2 separate regions of the Mus musculus genome follow, and region 1 is linked to region 2. Evidence: chromatin loops called from intact Hi-C (ENCODE). Cell type or tissue: gastrocnemius. All regions are shown on one strand. Each heading gives the region's core, and the rest is flanking DNA. Links, peaks and the distances in the headings are about the cores only.

Region 1 (10,819 bases), core at 1,594-9,593, 110 kb after region 2:
CTTCCTGTCCCTGTGATAGCTTCAAAGTCTGGTTTTTCTCCTTGTCTTTTGAGGTCCCACTCAAACCTCACCTATTTCAAGACAGTTCACTACACAGAATACTATTCTTCCTCCAATATACCTATATCCATGTCTCTCCTTTCTCCAGACTTATTCATTGGATGTCCTTCACCTTAGAATTATGCTACATTTTGAGTGCATTTATAATCTCTGGCCCTATAAGACAAGTTAAGTTCTGTAAAGACAATAATATTTTCCATGTAAATCATTGTAACCTCAGCATCTAACATAACTTATTACCATATTCATTAAATGAATGGGTATAAAATGAATTTTAAACATATACTGAGCATAACCATTGACAATACTAAACAAATATTAATGCCCTTCCTGTTCTTTTTTTTTCAATTTTTATTAGATATTTTCTTCATTTACATTTCAAAAGCTATCCTGAAAGTCCTCTATACCCTCCCCTCCCTGCTCCCCTACCCACCTACTCCCACTTCTTGGCCCTGGCGTTCCCCTGTACTGAGGCATATAAAGTTTGCAAGACCAAGGGGCCTCTCTTCCCAATGATGGCCAACTAGGCCATCTTCTGCTACATATGCAGCTAGAGACACAAGCTCTGGGGTACTTGTTAGTTCATGTTGTTGTTCCACCTATAGGGTTGCAGACCCCTTCAGCTCCTTGGGTACTTTCTCTAGCTCCTCCATTGGGGGCCCTGTGTTCCATCCAATAGATAACTGTGAGCATCCACTTCTGTATTTGCCAGGCACTGGCATAGCCTCACAAGAGACAGCTATATCAGGGTCCTGTCAGCAAATTCTTGCTGGCATATGCAATAGTGTCTGCGTTTGGTGGTTGATTATGGGATGGATCCCTGGGTAGGGCAGTCTCTGAATGGTCCATCCTTTCGTCTCAGCTCCAAACTTTGTCTCTGTAACTCCTTCCATGAGTATTTTGTTCCCCATTCTAAGGAGGGATGAAGGAGCCACAATTTGGTCTTCCTTCTTCTTGAGTTTCATGTGTTTTGCAAATTGTATCTTAGATATTCTATGATTTGTTTTCTTGTAGCTGTGAATGGTTACTTTCCAAACTATACAATTACATGAATTTATTAACAAATCTTGATGAACCAAAGCCTAGAGATTAAAAATCATTGTTCATTAATTATATTTGCAGTAATTTGCTGCTTTTTAATGCATAGTTTCCTCATGTTTGAAAAGAAACTAGGCATAAAGTATATGGAGAATTAACATTTGTGATTCTCTAATTCATTTTACAATTATGCTCAGTTTTGAAATCACAATTTTAATGAGCATTACTTGAAAGTAACTAGACAACTATTAATTTATCAAAAATTTTAATTATAAATATAAGAATAGTTCGTAATTATAAATTGATCCTGTCCTGCACACATCCAAATTAATGAGGATGAAACAGAAAAATAACTTTTGGAACTATCTGCCAGGTACCTCAATACTTCAAAAAAGTTTGAGGCACGCACTGCAGGGTGGGAAGATTTCTACTTAATATTGTGAATTCTCTGGTTGATGCCCTCCTAAACTGAACTTAAGAGAGCTAGGCCAATAAGAGAAAGACAAAGATGTTTCTTAGCACACACACACACACACATCTTACACGCGTTCGCGACCGGCCAGGAAGAACGCAGCAAACCGGAATCTTCTGCGGCAAAGCTTTATTGCTTACATCTTCAGGAGCCAGAGAGCAAGATCCAGAGCAAGAGAGAGAATGGCGAAACCCCGTCCCTTTTAAGGAGAATTATTCTCCGCCTAGGACGTATTACTCCTTGATTGGCTGCAGCCCATCGGCCGAGTTGTCGTCATGGGGAAGGCAGAGCACATGTAGTGGAAAACTACCCTTGGCACATGCGCAGATTATTTGTTTACCACTTAGAACACAGGATGTCAGCGCCATCTTGTAACGGCGAATGTGAGGGCGGCTCCCCCCCCCACCCCCCACACACACACACAAATACCAGATGAGGCCAATTCAAAGGTTTGATTGAAATCTGGCCTCACATAACATTTGGTAAGGAAAGGTAACATGATAAGGGGGGGGGGGAGTGTTCAGAATCTTTGGCAATTTCATTTTGTTCTTCCTTGTGGGATGATATAGGATATCTTTGTAGATCTTTCTCCTGGTAGACAGCATAGGCAGGGTAGAGAGCTTTCCTTATATCCCCTTCTTCTCAATTGTCTTCAACTCAAAGGAATCCGTGTGCTTTGTGCTATTTTTACGATTGTGTATTTTGCTACCTTGAAACAGTCCAGATAGAATACATGTATATCAGACATGTAGACACATAGGCAGACACACAGATACACAGACAGATACACACAGATACACACAGATACACAGACAGACAGACACACACACACACACACACACACACACACACACACACAGAGAAACAGACACACACACACACACAGAGACATATCCACAAACACACACAGACACATACACAGACACATAGACAGCCAACCACACATATACACCACATGTAGAAACATAGACAGACAGACAGATACACACACTACACATAGAAACATAGGTAGATACACACACACACACACACAGAGAGAGAGAGAGAGAGAGAGAGACACACACACACACACACACACACATTGTCATAAGATGGGATTTTAAGTCATTATCTTGCTTTTCAGGCATATTGGGGTATCCAGGGCTTGATGTGGTGGGAGAACTGGGTTCTCATGGTGGGTGATTGCATTGGTTTCTGTTGCTTATGATCTCACACTTGCCTCTGTCTCTCTGGTTATCTCTGATGTTAATTGGCCTGGGTGTCTCTGACTAGAGCCAGTCTCCTTGGAGGCAGGCAATGCTGTGTCTAGTTAGGGTGGGCTCTTGTGTCTCTGGTTAGAGCAGAGTTAGGGCTGTGTCCCTGGTTACTGTGGACCTCCTGGGAGGCAGATAGGCTGTGGCGTGTGGGTGGGTATCTAGTAGTTGATCTGGCCAGAGTAGGAAGTGGGCTGGAAGAAGGGTGGAGCTCAGGGGGTGGAGTTTGTGGGGGGAGGTGGGTCTCTCTTCAGATGGTCCCTGTGGTTGTCTCAGCAGGCATGGGTATTTGGGTGAGATTCTCTCCTGTGTCTTTGTTTTCTGCAGACATCCTGGAAGGCACACAGTCTGTCTTTGTGGCTATGTACCTGCCTGCTGATATGGACCAGGGAAGAAATCAGGCTGGAAGAAAGGTGGAGCTCGAGCTGGGGTTGGGGGTGGGGTGTCCTGTGTCAGCTGGGCCCCGTGGTTTTCCCAGTTTGAGTGGGAATTTGGGTGAGAGTCTCACCTATTTCTTTGATTTCTGCAGACTTCCTGGGAGGAACATTGGTTGTTGGTGTGGGTGGGTATCTGGCTGCTGATCTACCCCAGGTAGCATGTGAAGATAGTTTTACAAACAGTAAGTCAATTATATAAAATGAATGCATATATTTAGATTATATATTTTATATATAACACACACATGTACATACATGTATATATATATATATATATATATATATATATCTTAAAGGATTTGAATTGGAGGCTAGGAGTGTGGCTGCATGGAGGAGTGCTGCTTAGTCTTCATGAGTGTTAGGCTGGTACCCCTGGTTTTGCCCTGAAGAAGCTGGGAAACCCCACCTGCCCTCCTTCCCCCAACCCCTCCTACACAGAGAAAACTCCTCTAGTCTCTTGGAGAAAACTCCAGGCTAACATGTCATCAGTCCGTGTCTCTGCTTTTCCAACAACCCATCCAAGAGAACCTGCCAGGGGCTCAGTTTTTGACCATATATGGACACAATCCTGGCCCATAGCTGACAGTCATCACTTTTCGCCTAAGATCTATAAAACTGCCATGCTTTAGCCAGATGCATGACTTCACTTACTTCCACTTGTCAGAGCAGTGAACCCACCCCAGAGCTGCCTCCTAATAAACTTGCCTTTACCTACTTTTAATCTTGTCTAATCTGGCCTATATCTATGTCATTGAGGGAGAGAAAATGTCTATCAGTGAGAATCTGGATTGGATCACCAGCACTAATTTTTAAATGTAGTATCTTCTTTGGAAACTAGAGGCCCACTTTACATCTTAACCATCAATTCTTGAAATTTGGATCATTATAAGGTACGATTTGATTTAATTTGTGAGCAGTATATTCTACGAGGAACTATTACAGTACATGAAATAGTATTTATTATTTATCTTTGTTAACAGGAGAATCTGGACATAGAAGAACAGTCCCAGGGACTGGGGAGAACAAACCTTGTCATTTATGACACATGAATGGAAATGAATTACATGGTTCAGTGCAATAATCCAGAAAGAGAAGAGAGATGCCTCCAGATCTTACTGATACATGGAATATGAGACAGCTGAGGCTGAGGGTCAGATAGTTGCCTCCAGGGACTGGAAGAGTAGGCGTTCAGGAGAACTGGGAAAACATGGCCATTGACGTACAGTTCAGGTAGGAAAATTTCTGATATGGTGCTGCACAGCAGAGTGAGTTCATATAACCAAAAAGCACTGTGTTCGCATGTGTGGTACATATACATGTTGGTGGATGCATGTACATGTACATCTGGAGGCTATAGTGGTGTTACCCAAGGTCTCTCCTACACTTAGAACTCATTCATTTGACTGGTCTGGCATTCCAGGAAGCTTCATGGATCCTTCTATCTGTGCCACACTCTGGCTTTTCCATGGATACAGCGATCTGAACTTAAATTCTTGTTCTTGTGTAGTGAGCAGTTTACAAACTAGACCATCTCCCCAACTGGTTTTATATATGTATATGTATATGTATGTGTATGTGTATGTGTATGTGTATGTGTATGTGTATGTGTATGTGTATGTATATGTATATGTATATGTAATGAAAGTACTTTTAGTGTTTTTACCATAAAATAATAAATATTTGAATAGATATATTTACTTTGACTTAAACAGTGCTCAATTTACAAGGGTATTAAACATCATATGGGGCTGTATAAATATGTATTTTGTACTTTGATTTGAAAAGATACTTAATTTCAGAAATAAAATGTGAATTAAAAAAACTAACAAAAAATGAGAATAGTCTCAAGTTGATCTTTCTCAGGTAGGACTGATAATTTCCTATTAGAAATTTACAGTACAGAGTACTTTATGAAGGATTTCAGAAATTCTACCATGAATAAGCCTATTTAACATTGTTTAATCCAATGTTCCCTAAATTTATATAAATTCAACACATTATGTTCCCTGAAATAAAATAAACATATGTCACATTCCATGAGTCATAATTTGGGAACACTCTTAAAATACATGATTTCCCCAAGTATGGTATTTAGGTCCTCTGTATTTCTTTTGAGAATAGAGCAAGACAATAGGGAAAATGAATTAACCTATTTAACAGACTATGAAAGGTCTAAATGCTAGTCTACAGAATAAAGGTATTTCCTAAAATAAAAGTAGAAGGATTAGTGATCGAGATCCTGCCTGCTTGCCTGAGAACCTGGGTTTGATCCCCAGCATTCAAAATAGTAATGATGAAATAATAATAATAATAAACAGGGAAGAAAAGACAGCTATAGCTCACTTAAAATAGAACAGAAAAATATATTTATTTTTGTTTTGGACTTAGATTAAAATATTAGGAAAGACTTCTCCATGGATCTGAAGCTGGTCCCAGATTTGCAGTGATCCTCATCTATTCAGCCCCCTGGGTGTTGGTAATACGAGTCGGTGTAGCCACTCTTGATATAGGACAATGGTTTAGGCTAATAAGGACTGGATCAGCAACAAAAACAGTAAATCCCGTGGAATACTAAGGCATGAGAAAATCTATCCATAGTTTGGATTTAGTGAGATTGACATCAGCTTTCAAGGGATCTGAAACTGCAGCTGGCATGCTTTCTGCATCCGAATTTAGCTGCTCAGCGCCACGCTGAGCTCAGTGACACGGGTGCTGCTTAGACCATGGCAAATAAAGCAATGCCTCGCCAGATCCCTAGCCTTTCCGGGAGTCAAGGCACTCACACTCTGAGACAAAGTCGATTTTGTTGTTAAGTGAGTTGTCTGTCCAGATATACGATTCAGTCACTCAACTGAAAGGATTAATAAATAAGGGGCAGAAAGGAGAGAGGATGGAACTGGAATCTGGAAATTAGTATGTATGGGAAGCACATAGCAAACAACATGAGAGAGCTGTTAGTGTGTTTCCGGGTCTCCATGAGAAGACAGCAGGCTCAGAAGATGCTTGGATTTGTGAATTGAAGCATGGAGATAGAAACCGTTAGCAGCTGACCAGTGCTGGAGGATTGGACATCACAGCTGCTGTTGTATCAGGAATCAGCCATAAACACAAGAGTAGCCTGGGCTTAGCTGAGTGATTCTCCACTTGTGAGTCATGACCATTGGTGACCCTTCAAAGGGGTCACCTAACACCCCTTAAAAATTAAAAGCACAGGTATTTACGTTATGATTCATAACAGCAGCAAAAGTACAGTTATGAAGTAGCAATGAAAATAATTTTGTGGTCCAGGGTCACCACAACCTAAGGAATGTATTAATGGGTTTCAGCATCAGGGAGGTTGAGAACCCTGGTTTATAGTCTATGACATTTGGATCACTTGTATACTGTAAATTTAAATTTTTCAAAGCCTATTTTTAATGATGGTGCTTAAACACTTCAATTTCCCATCTAGCCCACCACCCCCCAGTGGGAAAGAAATGTTATTATGATATGGGGAAGTGGATCTGTTTAGGGATGGATCTTTGGAGCCAGTTCCATCTGTGTTGTCAGGAACTCAGCAGTTCAGTTCACAGGTCAGCAGTGGCAGCTCGATCCACTTGCAGGCACTTCACAGATATCCCAGCTGTCTAGTTCAGTAGTGTCAGGAAAGCAGCAGCCATGGCAGGGCAGAACAGGAACAGGCAGGCCTCAGGCAAATGGACACGAGTCAGCAGGAGGAACTAGGACTAGCAGAGACATCAGGAGATGTTCTCTGCCATGCCTCTCTCAGCGAAGAGGTGAAACCAGGAAGCATGGCAGAGCTAGCTCTGCCTGCAAGCCCTTCTCACAGTCCGTTGAGTCCTATTTATACTCCTTCCAAAAATCACATGTCCTCCACGGGTATTGCCTTAGCACAAGTCTTGCCTCCACATGAGGCTGTCTGTCTTAGCAAAACTGCACGTGAGTCCGTTATCAGTTGACATCACTCTGCCTATTGGCCCAAGTCCGAGGAAGTAGCAAGCAATCTCAGAACTTTTCAAGAAGTTTTGTTGGGTGCATTTCTCTCTATGGAGTCACAACAAATGAAGCACAACAAGGATGTAAGGCAGCCCAGTACATGTGTGCTGTTAGCAAAGAGTTCTTCTTCATCACGCGTCCTTTCACGTGCTTGCTTTAGCAGAACATCCTTTCATTTGTGTCTGCTCAGCAAAGCGTTCCTTCACACACAGGAATTTACTCATCACAAATGTAGGTATCTAGAAGGTTCATGCTACGCCTAGACAGCGCCTGGCTCATTGGGTGCAGTCAGTCCTTTCTTGATGATGGATCCAGGAAGCATAACACGGTGTCCTGGTAGATGCCCTCTGAAAATGTATACATTCAGTTTTATAGTATTTTAGAACTGTTTATGAACAACAACAATAATAAAACCTGCCGTGAATCATTGAACAATTGGGAGAGTTAGGTAAGTCAACCATTTTTATTTTAAAAAACCAAGGTTAATCTAGAAAATACTGAACTGAAATGGAGTTGATTTCTGAAGCGACGTAGTAAAACATATACACGCTGCTTTTACAATGAGTCCGTTTTATTTATCTCTCTGTGACGTTTAGGAGTACCAAAATTCTTGGTAATTACATTACTAAAAGCTTAGACTGCCTTAAAAGCATGTCCCAGTGTCTGAAGGAATCCTGTCTACAACCAAGAGGGGGCAGCAGAGAGCCACAGTGCAGGAGCGATATATGTGACCAAGTCAGTTGAGTCTTGGACATCCAGATCAATAGTTTCACTTGTTGGTGCTAAGAAGCAGACGCTTGGATTTAAACTTAGTAAGCACTGGATAATTACCAATTGTTTATGGGCAGTGCTTGAGAGAAAAAAAAATAAACCAACCAACCAAACAAATGTAAACAGAGTGAAATAAGCAGGTTGCAGGTTCAGGGACATCCTGAGCTCACTGTGCAGTCTGAGCCTTTAGGATCCACAGTGACTCTGGACTCCTCAGCGTTCACATCAGACACAGTCAGGACAAAAGGGAGCTTCAGCGACATTTGCATAAACCTATATTTTTCTTATTAATTCCTAAACCATCATAAGGGAGATAAGAGATGATAAATTTTGAAAGAGTTTTTTTCTCAATTTCTTCACAATTTACAGACTTGGTTTTATTTTTTGTTCTCCTAACATTTTGTTTTATTTTTTAAAAGTGTTTGTCATTTCTGTTTATTTTCCCTATCAAGTAATTTTAAATATAAGATGAGTTTGCTTAAGAATAGTTTTGCCAGATTTTATACACATTTCAATAGAGTTATTCCTTTGATTATTTTTTACATGCTGTTTATTTGGGGACATATGTGTATATTCATAGAGAATGAAATTTATTCACCTCTATATCTTTCCTACACAATATCTGCACTGGTTTGTACTTATTTCCTTGTTTGAAAGTCTTATTGATTCATATTTAGTCTAAATGTAAAACTTGCTGAAAATTGAGGTTTACAGAATTAAGCAAGCAAACATGCATCTTTAGGGAACTGAATAGAGAATGCCTGCCTGGTGGTTTGAATTCTGTTGGCTTTGTGATTCACTAAAGCCATTCAACCTCTCTGGGCTTTTGTTTCCTTTGTGGAAACTGGGACAGAGCCAGCCAGTGGCACCAGATGGTGTCTGATTGCGATGGACAGTTGGAAACACATGGGTCTATTTTTGTTATTATAATAACAAAATATGGGGCAAGAATGTTAACTATTCTCTAATACACGCTGCAGTGTGGAGAAACAAGAGAATGGTCTAAGCCACAAGACTTTTGCGATCCCGTTGGAAGCAATAATAGATAATGGATAGTGGATAACAGATAATGGATAGTGGATAATGGATAATGGATAAACTCCTTGACAATATTTTGGTTCTTTTGATTCAGGAACATATTGCAAAGGAATAGAGAAGAGTTGCCGCTAAGAAAAATCTCCTTTCTGTTTTGGTTTGAGGAAAACACTGAGTACAGAAGATATTAGTGTTTGATGTTTTTAAATGTCCTAGAATGTCCTCCGTGAAAAGCCCATTTAGGTTTCTTTCAAATAAATTTCAGAATTTTTATAATAGTATGGTTTACCATTACAAGATTTTCAAAGATAGTCCAAGGAAGTAATTTGTACCCTGCTTTCAATTTTAACTATTTTAAGTGATAAAGGTGAACATGTGAGAGTAAGATGGAAAACTACAACTTAAAGAATGGAACTCAGCCTAAGTCCTAAGACACATGGCTACATAAAACCAGTCCTTCCAATCCCATGCCCACAAGTGACTCTGAGTTATCATGAGTTTGCTGAGATGACACTTGGATTGGCCCTGTGAGAATGCTTTCCTCTACAATCTATTTAGTACTAAGTATTTGGCAATGAGACGAGACAGTGAAAATAATCAATTCCTACTTGGAATAGACTAAATTATACTGTGTTCTATATAATATACAGCAGGGGCTTAATAGGTGCTAATAAAAATTAACTATGCCCTTAAAAGATTGCTTATTGAACATGTCCTTTCAGATACATTTTTTTTAGTGCAACCAGTTCACACAGTTAGTACAAGAAATATTTGTTTTCCTTCTACATCGCGGATGTGAAAGTTTTATGGTATGCAATAGGAATTTATACAGAAATGTATGCTATCTGTGATTGCTCTTAGAATACTGATGACTGCTTTAGACAGGCAATAAGAGTATAGATATCTGGATATGGTTGATTTCCACAGAATAATTAGTTACTGTATTTTTTACATATGTTGTCCCATGGTACATATCAAACATTGTTTTTTTTTATGATTTTGCAGTAAAAAAAATAGAATTTCTTTTCGGTAGCTTCACTACAGAGTATCAGGTGTTTTGATCCTGGGAAGCATAGGTTAAAGAATATGGATAATAATCTGCATTATCCTTTAAGCGAAGTGATTGTTCCTTTCTCTCTCCTCTTTCTGATCCTTGTTTATTAATCCTTACTATTGATTAACTTCATTATATGTGTGAAAACAGATCATTCACTTAACTATAAAATCCACTCTGTTGTGGAGTGTCAGGGCCTTGGCTACCTGGAAAGGCTCGAGATTCAGCGAGGCATTGCTTTGTTTGCAGTGGTCTAAACAGTACCTGTGCCCAGTCCTCAGCGGCTATACATGGATGCTGAAACCATGCCAGCTGTAGTTTCAGATCCCTTGAAGGTTGATACCAACCATGGAATGCATTTTGAGTCTAATTTTAGCTTTTTTAAAAATTTTTTTTATTTTTTAGAAATACCTGAATGCTCAGAGATAGTTATTTCTGATAGCTTGAACAATGATGTAACACAATTGCACTGTACTTTCTAGCTTTAAACTATATTTATTATTGTTTTGATGGTTTTGTTACTGTCATTGTTGAGTTATTACTATTCTTTGTTTTTTTGAGACAGGGTTTCTCTGTGTAGCCCTGACTGTTCTGGAATTCACATTGTAGACCGGGCTGGCCTTGAACTCACAGAGATCTGACTCCCTCTGCCTTCCGAGTGCTGGGAGTAAAGAAGAACACCACCACATTAGCAACATCTAGA
Region 2 (10,819 bases), core at 1,386-9,385:
AACAAAAATAACAGAAACCAACAATCATTGGTCTTTAATATCTCTCACCATCAATGTACTCAATTCACCAATAAGAACACATAAGCTAACAGACTGGGCTTAAAAAGGACACAGAAGTTTGTTGCATACAGGAAACACACCTCAGTGACAAAGACAGACACTACCTCAAATTAATAGGATAAAAAAAAAATTAAGCAAATGGTGCCAAGAAACAACCTGGAGTAGCCATTCTTATATCCAATAAAATAGACTTTCAACCAAAAGTTACCAAAACAGATGAAGAAGGACACTTCATTCTCGTTAAAGGGGAAATCCACCAAGAGGAACTCTCCATTCTGAATATCTACACCCCAAATGCAAGGGCATCCACATTTGTGCAAGAAATGTTACTAAAGCTCAAAACACACATTAAACCTCACACAATAATTGTGGGAGATTTCAACACCCCACTCTCAGCAATGGACAGATCATAGAAACAGAAACTAAACAGAGACACAGTGAAACTAGCAGAAGTTATGAACCATATGGATCTAACAGATATATACAGAACATTTCACCATAAAACAAAAGAATATTTTGTTCATCACCTCATGGCACCTTCTCCAAAGTTGACCATATATTAGGTCACAAAACAGGCCTCCACAGATACAAGAAGATTTAAATGCATCCTATCAGATCATCACGGACTAAGGCTGGTCTTCAGTAACAACAAAAACAACAGAAAATTCACATACTCATAAAAACTATACAACTTCTCTACTCAATGATAACTTGGTCAAGGAAGAAATAAAGAAAGAAATTAAGAGTTTCTATAATTTAGTGAAAATAAAGGCACAGCATACCCAAACTTATGAAACACAATGAAAGCAGTACTAAGGGGGAAAACTCATAGCTCTGAGTGCCTCCAAAGAAGAAACTAGAGACAGCATACACTAGCAACTTAACAGTAAGTCTGAAAGCTCTAGAAAAAAAAAGAAGTAAATACAGCCAAAGGGAGTAGACATCAGGAAATACTCAAGCTCAGGGCTGAAATAAACCAATTAGAAATAAAGAGAACTACAGAAAGAATCAAGAAAAGAAAGAGCTGAGTCTTTGAAAAACTCAACAAGATAGACAAACCATAAGCCAAACTAAAGATAGTTAAACCATAAGCCAAACTGACAAAACCAGTAATGAGCGATATAACAACAGAAACTGGAGACATTCAAAAATCATCAGCTCCCCCTACAAAAGCCTATACTCAACAAAACTGGGAAATCTAGAGGAAATGGTTGATTTTCTAGACAGATACCAGGTAACAAAGTTAAATCAGGACCAGATAAGTTATCTAAACATTCTCATAATCCCTAAGGAAATAGAAGCAGTCATTAGTAGTCTCCCAACCAAAAAAAGCCCAAGGCTGGATGGTATACCAGACATTCAAAGAAGCTAATACCAATACTTCTCAAACTATTCCACATAATAGAAACAGAAGCAGTACTATCTAATTCATTCTGTGAAGCTGTACTTACTCTCATACCTAAACCACACAGAGACCTAAAAAGAAAGAGACTGAAATAATGCCATAAATTCTATCTGATCACCATGGATTAAGGCTGGATTTCAATTTTGCTTATGAATATGGATGCAAAAATATTCAATAAAATCTCACAAACTAGATTCAAGAACATATGAGAACCATCATTCATCATGATTAAGTAAGCTTCATCCCCTGGATACAGGGATGGTTCAATATAAAGAAAGCCATCAATGTAATCTACTATATAAACAAACTCAAAGGGGAAAAACATGGTTATTTCATTAGATGCTGGAAAAGCCTTTAACAAAATACAACACCCCTTCATGTTAAAACTCTTGGAAAGATAGGGAATTCAAGGCACATACCTAAACATTATAAAAGCAATATACAACAAACCAACAGCCAATATCAAACTAAGTGGAGAGAAACTTGAAGCAATCCCACTAAACTCAGGGACAAGATAAGGCTGTTCACTCTGTCCCTATTTATTCAACATAGCACTCCAAGTTCTGGCTAGAGCAATTAGACAACAAAAAGAGGTCAAAGGGATACAAATTGGAAAGGAAAAAGTCAAGGTATCACTGTTTGCAAACGATGTGGTAGTATACATAAACGACCCCACAAATTCTACCAGAGAACTCCTACACCTGATAAACAACTTCAGCAAAGTGGCTGAATATAAAATTAACTTTAAAAATCAGTAGCCTAACTCACTCAAAGGATAAATGGCTGAGAAAGAAATTAGGGAAAAACACTCCTCACAACAGTACAAATAATATAAAATACCTTGGTTTAACTCTAACCAAGAAAATAAAATATCTATATAGCAAGAACTTAAAGTCTCTGAAGAAAGAAATCCAAGAACACCTCAGAAGATGGAAAGATTCCCCCATGTTCATGGATAAACAGGATTAACATAGCAAAAAATGGCCATCTTACCAAAAACAATCTACAGATTCAATGCAACCTCCATCAAAATTCCAATTCAATTTTTCACAGAGGTAGAAAGAGCAATTCTTAACTTCATATTGAATAACCAAAAAATGGAATAGCAAAAAACAATTCTAAGCAATAAAAGAACTTCTTGGGGAATCACCAATCCCTGACCTCAAGCTGCATTACAGAGCAATAGTGATTTTAAAACGCATGGTATTGGTACAGAGACAGGCAGGTAGATCAGTGAATAGAATTGAAGACCCAGAAATAAACCCACACAGCTATGGTCATTTGATCTTTAGCAAATAACTCAAAACCATACAGTGGAAAAAAGAAAACATTTATTTAAAAAAATACTGGTCTAACTGATAGTCTGCATGTAGAAGAATGCAAAATGATCCATTTTTATCTCCTTATACAAAGCTCAAGTCCAAGTGTATCCAGGACCTCTACATAAAACCAGATATGCTGAATCAAATAGAAAAGGAAGTGGGGGAAAACCCAAACAAACATGTTGACACAGGGGAAATTTTCCTGAACAGAACACCAATGGCTCAGGCTCTAAAATCAAAAAATGACAAATGGGACCTCATGAAACTGAAAAGCTTCTGGAAGGCAAAGCTACTTGGTTCTATTTTGTCAACAGAACAAAACGGTAACCTACAGCTTGGGGAAAGATCTTTATGAACCCTACATCAAAAATATACAAAGAATTAAAGAAGTTAGACTCCAGAAAAACAAATAACCCAATTTAAATTAATTTAATTTTAATTTTAAAGCTAGAAATTCTCAACTAAGGAATCTCGAATTACCAAGAAGCACCTAAAGAAATGTTCAGCATCCTCAGTCATCAAGGAAATACAAATCAAAACAACCCTGAGATTCTACCTTACACCAATCAGAACAGCTAAGATCAAATACGCAGGTGACATCAGATGCTGGAGAGGATGTGGAGAAAGAGAAACACTCCTCCTTTGCCGGTAGGATTGCAAGCTGGTACAACCACTTTCGAAATCAATCTGGTTGTTCTTCAGCAAATTGGAGATAGTTCTACCTGAAGACCCAGCTACACCATGGCTAGTCATACACCCAAAAGATGCTCCAACATATAACAAGGGCATGTGTCCCACTATGTTCATAGCAGCCTTATTTTTAATAGCCAGAAGCTAGAAACAACCCAAATGTCCCTCAATGGAAGACTGGATAGAGAAAATGTGGTACATTTATACAAAGGAATAGTATTCAGCTATTAAAAATAAAGACCTCCCAAACTTTGTAGGCAAATGGATGGAAGTAGAAAATATCATCCTGAGTGAGTTAACCCAGATCCAAAAGGACACAAATAGTATGTACTCACTGATAAGTGGATATTAGCCCAAAAGCTCAGAATAGCCACAATACAACTCACAGGCCATATGAAGCTTAGCAAGAAGGAAGGCCAAAGTGTGGATTCCACTTAGAAAGGGAAACAAACTAATAATCACAGGAGACAGACCGAGGGAGGATACTGGGGGGAAGGGGGGAGGGGAAAGGGGGCAGGACCAGGTACAGGAAGAGACAGGAGAGAAGTCCAGAGGGCCAAGAGAACGAATAGAAATAAGTAGCAGTGCAGGTGAGAAACGGGTTGGGGGCTGGGGGGTGGAGATCTCTAGAAAGTTCCAGATGTCAGGCTAATGGCGATGATAATAGCCAAAATACTCAACAGGGGAGAGATAGAACCTGAAGAGACCTCCAGTAGATACGCATGTCCCCCAGTGGAGGGATGGTACTACCCACACAACTCAAAATTTTTAACCTAGAATTGTTCCTGTCTAAAGGAAACACAAGGACAAAAAATGTATCAAAGACTGGAGGCCATCCAGAGACCTTTCACCTTGGGATCCATCCTATCCGGAGGCTCCAAACCCCAACACTATGGCTGATGCTAAGAAATGCTTGTAGTCAGGAGCCTGGTATGGCTGTCCTCTGAAAGGTTCTGCCAGAACTTGACTAAGACAGATGCAGATACTCACAGGCAACCATCAAACTGAGCCAGGGACCCCAATGGAAGAGTTAGGGGAAGGATTGAAGGAGCAGAAGGGAATTGCAACCCCATAGGAAGAACAACAGTATCAATTAAGAGAGCTCACAGGGACTAAACCACAAACCAAAAAGTATACACAGGTGGGTCCATGGCTTCCGATACATATGTAGCAGAGGATGGCCTTATCTGGCATCAATGGAAGGAAAGGCCCTGGTCCTGTGGAGGCTTGTTGCCCCAGAGAAGGGGGATGCTGGAGGGGTGAGCTGGGAGTGGGTGGGTGGGTGAGGGAGCACTCTCTTAGAGGCAAAGGGAAGGAGGCAGAGGTGGGGAGGTTGTGGAGGCAAGACTGGGAATGGGTGGCTAGTGCAAAGGTGAAAGCCAATTCCCTTAAAAAGGAATAAGCACAAACTATCATCAGAATGGTAAGAACTACAAGGTTGTAGGAAAAAAAAAAGAATCGTTTCAAAATTCTGAAGGATGATGATTTTTCACCTAGGATTCCGAATTGGACAAAGCTGTCCACCAAATACAAAAATAGAAAAGTATAAACATCTTCAAGCACATAAGCAGTGAGGAAGTTCAGCCCAAAATTTTATCATAAATTTCTTAAATGGCAATTAATTAAAGAGTTGCAATTTTAAATAATTTTTTGTTTTGGAATAAGTTTGGATTTGCTATAGTTTTATGAAGGTATCACAGATTGTCCCCATATTTACCTCACCCACATCCCTTGAATGCTATTTTGTTCGATTTGTCCATTATAATTTTTAAGATTTATATTTTTATTTAGTATAAAACAAACTTTATTATAAAAATCAGTTGCAAAAGCATTAGCCAAACCTAAAGCCTATACTACTTAATGAACTTATGTACAATTTAGAATTGGTATTCAAAATGGAAACTATAAAGTTTCACATTAAATTTTACATTTTTCAGTATTGAATATATTTTATGCACTTATACACCACCAATTGTATGAATGTGGATGGATGCCCACATATAGATATGTGCATCACATGACTGGTTCCTGTAATAGCCAGAAGGAGTCAGATCAGCTAGAACTGGAGTTACACAATGTTGGGAACTCACCCTGGGGGTGCTGGGAATCAAACTTGGGTCCTATGGAAGTTAAGCAAGTGCTCTTAAAAGCTGAGCCATTCCTTCAGCCTCTTATCCATTACTCTTAAACAAAGTGCAGTCCTCGGTGACATTTTTTGTAGCATGCTTTCTTGTGACTTTTTTTAACTCTAGTATCCATATAAATTCAATTTATTAAATGTTATAAATATATTACAGTTTTGTTTCCCAGTATCTCAAACAATTTTCAATTCAAGAAACAAATTTTGTAAAATATCTACATACTACAAGAATATTTTGAAATCCCATTTCTGAAGATGAGTCGTGAGCATGGAACATCACCTAGGTAGCTTTTGTAAAACCATATCTTCCCAGAGAAATGCATAATATGTGTTTGTATTTATCATTATGCACAAGGAAACTGACATAAGGGGAGAAATTTTGATCTCAGAAAGCACAAATCCATAAATTACCTTCTAAACATAACTCTCATGAGAACATGAAATTCTGGAAGAGTTAAAAAAAATAAGGAATTAATCAGATTAAACGCCATATTGACGCATCTGATATTGAAAAGTCGGGTTTCTTAGCACAGGTGCTTTTTCTGTACACGTTGATGGGTTCCAGCAGTAACACAATATGGACAGTAGGGGGAGCGAGAGGCAAAGCCATCCAGTGACCGTCCACAAACTTTCTCAGTTCCTCTTAGAACCCAGTCACACATTATGAACTAACCAGTACCCCGGAGCTCTTGACTCTAGCTACATATGTATCAAAAGATGGCCTAGTCGGCCATCACTGGAAAGAGAGGCCCATTGGACACGCAAACTGTATATGCCCCAGTACAGGGGAACGCCAGGGCCAAGAAAAATGGGAATGAGTGGGTAGGGAAGTGGGGGGGAAGGTATGGGGGACTTTTGGGATAGCATTGGAAATGTAATTGAGGAAAATATGTAATAAAAAAAAATTAAAAAAAAAAAAAGAACCCAGTCACACACCAAGGATGATGTAGATATCGTGCTGTGGGACATAGTAGATTTCTATATTCTCCGTAGTATGAAGATGTCACTCTATCTATGGGAGCCCATTCTTACCAAATATTATATTAAGGCAAATGTGCTTAGGAAAAGGTCGTATATACGTTTATTTTAAACACATTTTGAAAACACAATTTTTTCAGCATCTCTACAGTTCCTTTTACAAGTCTACCACCAGCGAACGCCAAGAGGGGAAGGGCCATGAGACTCCTTTGCATTCCTGCAGACTTGTAAGGAGCCCCTGTTACAGATAGTCCACACCAGATGTGGCAATGCTCTTATCTCTGCTTGCTTCCACTTGCTTATCGATGCACATTTTCTCAAATCTCCATATATCACACTTGCTCACTGCTTTTCTTTAAAATTATATTTTCACCAACAAACCCTCAGCCAAATTAAGTAAAAAGCAGGGAGAGATTGTCTTAGAGTTTAACCGCTGTGAACAGACACCATGACCAAGGCAACTCTTATAAAGGACATTATCATCAAGGTGGGAGCATGGCAGAGTCCAGGAAGGCATGGTGCAGGCAGAGCTGAGAGTTCTACATCTTCATCTGAAGACTTCTAGGCAGCTGGGATGAGGGTCTTAAAGCCTGTGCCCATAGTGACACACCTACTCCAACAAGGCCACACCTCTTAATAGTGCTACTCCCTGAGCCAAGCATATACAAACCATCACAGAGATGATCCAAATTAACAAAATTAGAGATGAAAGGGGGGATTATACCAGATACCAAGGAAATTCTGAGAATCATAAAGACATACTTTAAAAATCTGTAGGCAATCAAATTGGAAAATCTAAAAAAATGGATAATTTTCTCAATACAGACCACCTAATAAAGTGAAATCAAGATCAAATAAGCAATTTAAACAGACTTGTAATCCCTAATGAAACGGACGCAGTAAATAAAAGTTTCCCAAGCTATAAAAGAATAAGAAATAGTCCAAGGCCAGATGGTTGGAGCACAGCATTCTACTGGACTTTTGAAGAAGAGGTAATTCCAATACTCCTTAAATTAGTCCACAAAATAGGAACAGGGGGAACACAGCCCAATTCATTTAAGCCACATAAAAATCTAATGAAGAGAATTGTGGAAAATTTTCCCAAATGTAAATATTTTTAATAAAATACTTCCAACCTGCATCCAAGCACATATCAAAAAGATCATCCACCATGATCAATTAGGCCTTATCCCAGGGATACAGGGATAGTCCAACACACATAAGTTGATAAATGTAATCCATAAATAAAGTGAAAGCCAAAAAGCACATGATCATTAGATGCAGAAAAGGCCTTGACAAACCCTAACACCCCTTCATGATAAAAGTCCTGGAGAGATTAGGGATACAAGGGACATTCTCAACATAATAAAGGCATTTTCTTGCAAGTCCATAGTCGATATCAACTTAGAGAAATTTTTAAAGCAATTCCACTAAAATTAGGAACAAGCAAAGTGGTCCACTTTCTCTCTGTACCTATTCAATATAGTACCTGAAGTCTTTCCCTAGGGCAGTAACACAACTAAAGGCAATCAAGGGGATATGAATAGGAAAGGAAAAAAAATCACAGAATCTTTATTTGCAGATGAATTCCTAATATACAGAAGTGGCCCTAAACATGGCTGAATACATAATTAACTCACAAAAAGCAGTTGCCTTCCTAGATACAAACGACAAAGAGACTGAGAAAGAAATCATAACATCTTTCATATCAACCCCTCTGTCTCTCTCTTTCTCTCTGTCTCTCCCTTTCTCTCTGTCTCTCTCTTTCTCTCTGTCTCTCCCTTTCTCTCTGTCTCTCTCTGTCTCTCTCTGTCTCTGTCTCTCTCTCTCTGTCTCTCTCTCTTTGTCCTTCTTTTTCTCCTCCTCCTCCTCCTCCTCCTCCTCCTCCTCTTCCTCCTCCTTCTTCAACTCTAACCAAGCAAGTGAAAGACTTTGATGATAAAAACATTGAGAGAGTGAAGAAAGAGATTGAAGACAATATCTATATTTGAATGCTTAGTCACCAGGGAGTGGAACTCTGATAGAAGAAGAATTCAGGGGTGTGGCCTTGTTGGAGGAAGTGTGTCACTTGGGGTGGGTTTTGAAGTTTCAAAAGCACACACCCAGCCCTCTGTTTTTCTTTATCTCAGCCTACAGATGACTACTTCTCCAACTCCATGCCTGCTCAGCTGCTGCCATGCTCCTTGCTGCCATGATCCCTGCTGTAATAATGAACTAAGTCTCTGAAACTGTAAGCAAGCCTCCAACTAAATACTTTCCTTTCTTAGAGTTGCCATAATCATGATAATAAAACTTAAGATGATATCGGAATACAGAAAGATCCCCCATGCTCTTGGATTAGTAGGATTAATATAGTAAAAAGTGTCATCTTACAAAAACCAATCTACAAATTCAATGAAATCTCCATGAAATTTCCAATTAGAATCAATCTACCTCAAGATGCAACTACATGACTTATATCCAAAGGACACAATCCTACCACAAAAGAAAAAAAAAACTTGCTAAATTTATATCCATTGCTGTTCTTTTTTTTTTTTTTTTTTTAAAGATTTATTTATTTATTTATTTATTATATGTAAGTACACTGTAGCTGTCTTCAGACGCACCAGAAGAGGGCATCAGATCTCATTACGGGTGGTTGTGAGCCACCATGTGGTTGCTGGGATTTGAACTTCGGACCTTCAGAAGAGCAGTCGGGTGCTCTTACCCACTGAGCCATCTCACCAGCCCCTCCATTGCTGTTCTATTCATAATATTCAGAAACTGGAAACAACCTAGATGTCCATCAACTGGTAATAAAGAAAATGTAGTAAATAGAATGCTACTCAGTCATCAAAAAATGAAATCAAGAAATTTGCAGATAATTGGATCTCACCTCTACATGGCCATGGAGTCTACCCTTAATGGTATGTATCCCCATTGCTACTCAGTTGGAGAGAACAAATATTTTACTTGTGAGTGGTTATCAGTTAGAAATAGCTTCTGGGTTAAGGATATAAGCTTGTACCCATTTCTTCTCTCCTTCTAGGACTCCATGTGGCCAGGCCATTGTAGGCACCATGCATGCTGTATCAGTCTCTATGAGTTCATATGTGTATTTGTCTTAATATCTTAGAGCCTTGTTTCCTGAGTCTCCTCGAACTCCTCTTACACTCTTTACCTCCTCTTCTTCAGAATTTCTTGATCCTTAAGGGAAGGTATTTGAAGGAGACAAACCATTTAGGACTGTTTGAGGTCTATTTTTGTCAGATATTAAGATAGCTATTCTACCTTGCTTCATGGGAAAATCCTTTTCCAGACTTTTACCCCGAGGTGATATCTATCCTTTAAGATAATTTTTGGGGTGCAGCAGAAAAGATGGCTCCTAATTTAAATTCCAATCTGTTAGTCTAGGTCTTTTCACTGGGCAATTGAGACCATGGGTGTTGTGTCATCAGCCAATGAACACTGGTTGTTGACTCCCGTTATTTTGTTGGAGTAGTTTAGGTTTTTCCTTCTCCCGTTTTATGATTTGCTGGTTTGGGATGTTTGATTCCTTGTGTTTTCTTGGATGTGGTTAACCTGTTCAGGTTGAATTTTTCATCTTAGATTCTTCTGTAGAAGTAGATTTGTAGTTGCATACTGCTTACACTTGGTTTTATTGTGGAATGTCTCCATCTGTTGTGATTTAAATATCTGCTCACTATAGTAGCCTGAGCTGGCATCTATGGTCTTTTACAGTTTGGGGAACACAAAGCAGGCCCTTTTTGCTTTTAGAGTCTCCATTGGAAAGTCAAGTATTATTCTAATAGATCTGCCTGTATAAGTTATGTGCGATTTTTCCTTACAGCTTTTAGCATTATTTGTTCCTTACATTTAGTGTTTTGATTATTGTCATTTGGAATTTCTCTTCTGGGCCAGTCTCTTTTGTGTTCTGTGTGCTTCTTGTACCCCTAATAGATGTGAGGCATTGGGCTCTGCACAGACATTCTGGTCTCCAGTCAAGCTGAGGTCTGAACCCCGGTGATGATAATTCACCTTCATGACATGGTAGGCATTCCCTCATGCTCCTGGAACTCTGGCCCTTGCCTAAGTTATCGCCCCCCCCACAGCCCCCACAAGAGAAGCATGGTCAGTAGTCATGTAGGCAATGGCCCAAGCTTCTGACCTTCAGGCTAAACTCCCCCCCAGTTACCCAGCAAGAGTGAAGACCATAAAAAGGGCTATTCAGCCCCACCTCACTCT

Evidence for each region. Hi-C counts contacts between places; a loop is a spot of excess contacts. Peaks named below come from ENCODE experiments on the same cell type or tissue, not always from the same donor. Only the 100,000 strongest peaks of a DNase experiment are listed, where the experiment ranks them.
Region 1: a loop joins it to region 2, with 2.7 times the contacts of the local background. A loop is called at or near these places in 9 of 42 quality-filtered maps.

Annotation. Positions count from the first base shown.
Region 1 is chr10:57,563,454-57,574,272 of GRCm38, forward strand. No RefSeq gene overlaps it. Among named protein-coding and RNA genes, the nearest start is that of Serinc1, 36 kb to the left of the region's middle. In gastrocnemius, for the core only: a CTCF peak has its summit at 7,948 (motif pointing right); DNase peaks (open chromatin) are centred at 5,955, 7,951 and 8,882.
Region 2 is chr10:57,457,285-57,468,103 of GRCm38, forward strand. No RefSeq gene overlaps it. Among named protein-coding and RNA genes, the nearest start is that of 4930467K11Rik, 24 kb to the right of the region's middle. In gastrocnemius, for the core only: a CTCF peak has its summit at 6,177 (motif pointing right); a DNase peak (open chromatin) is centred at 6,209.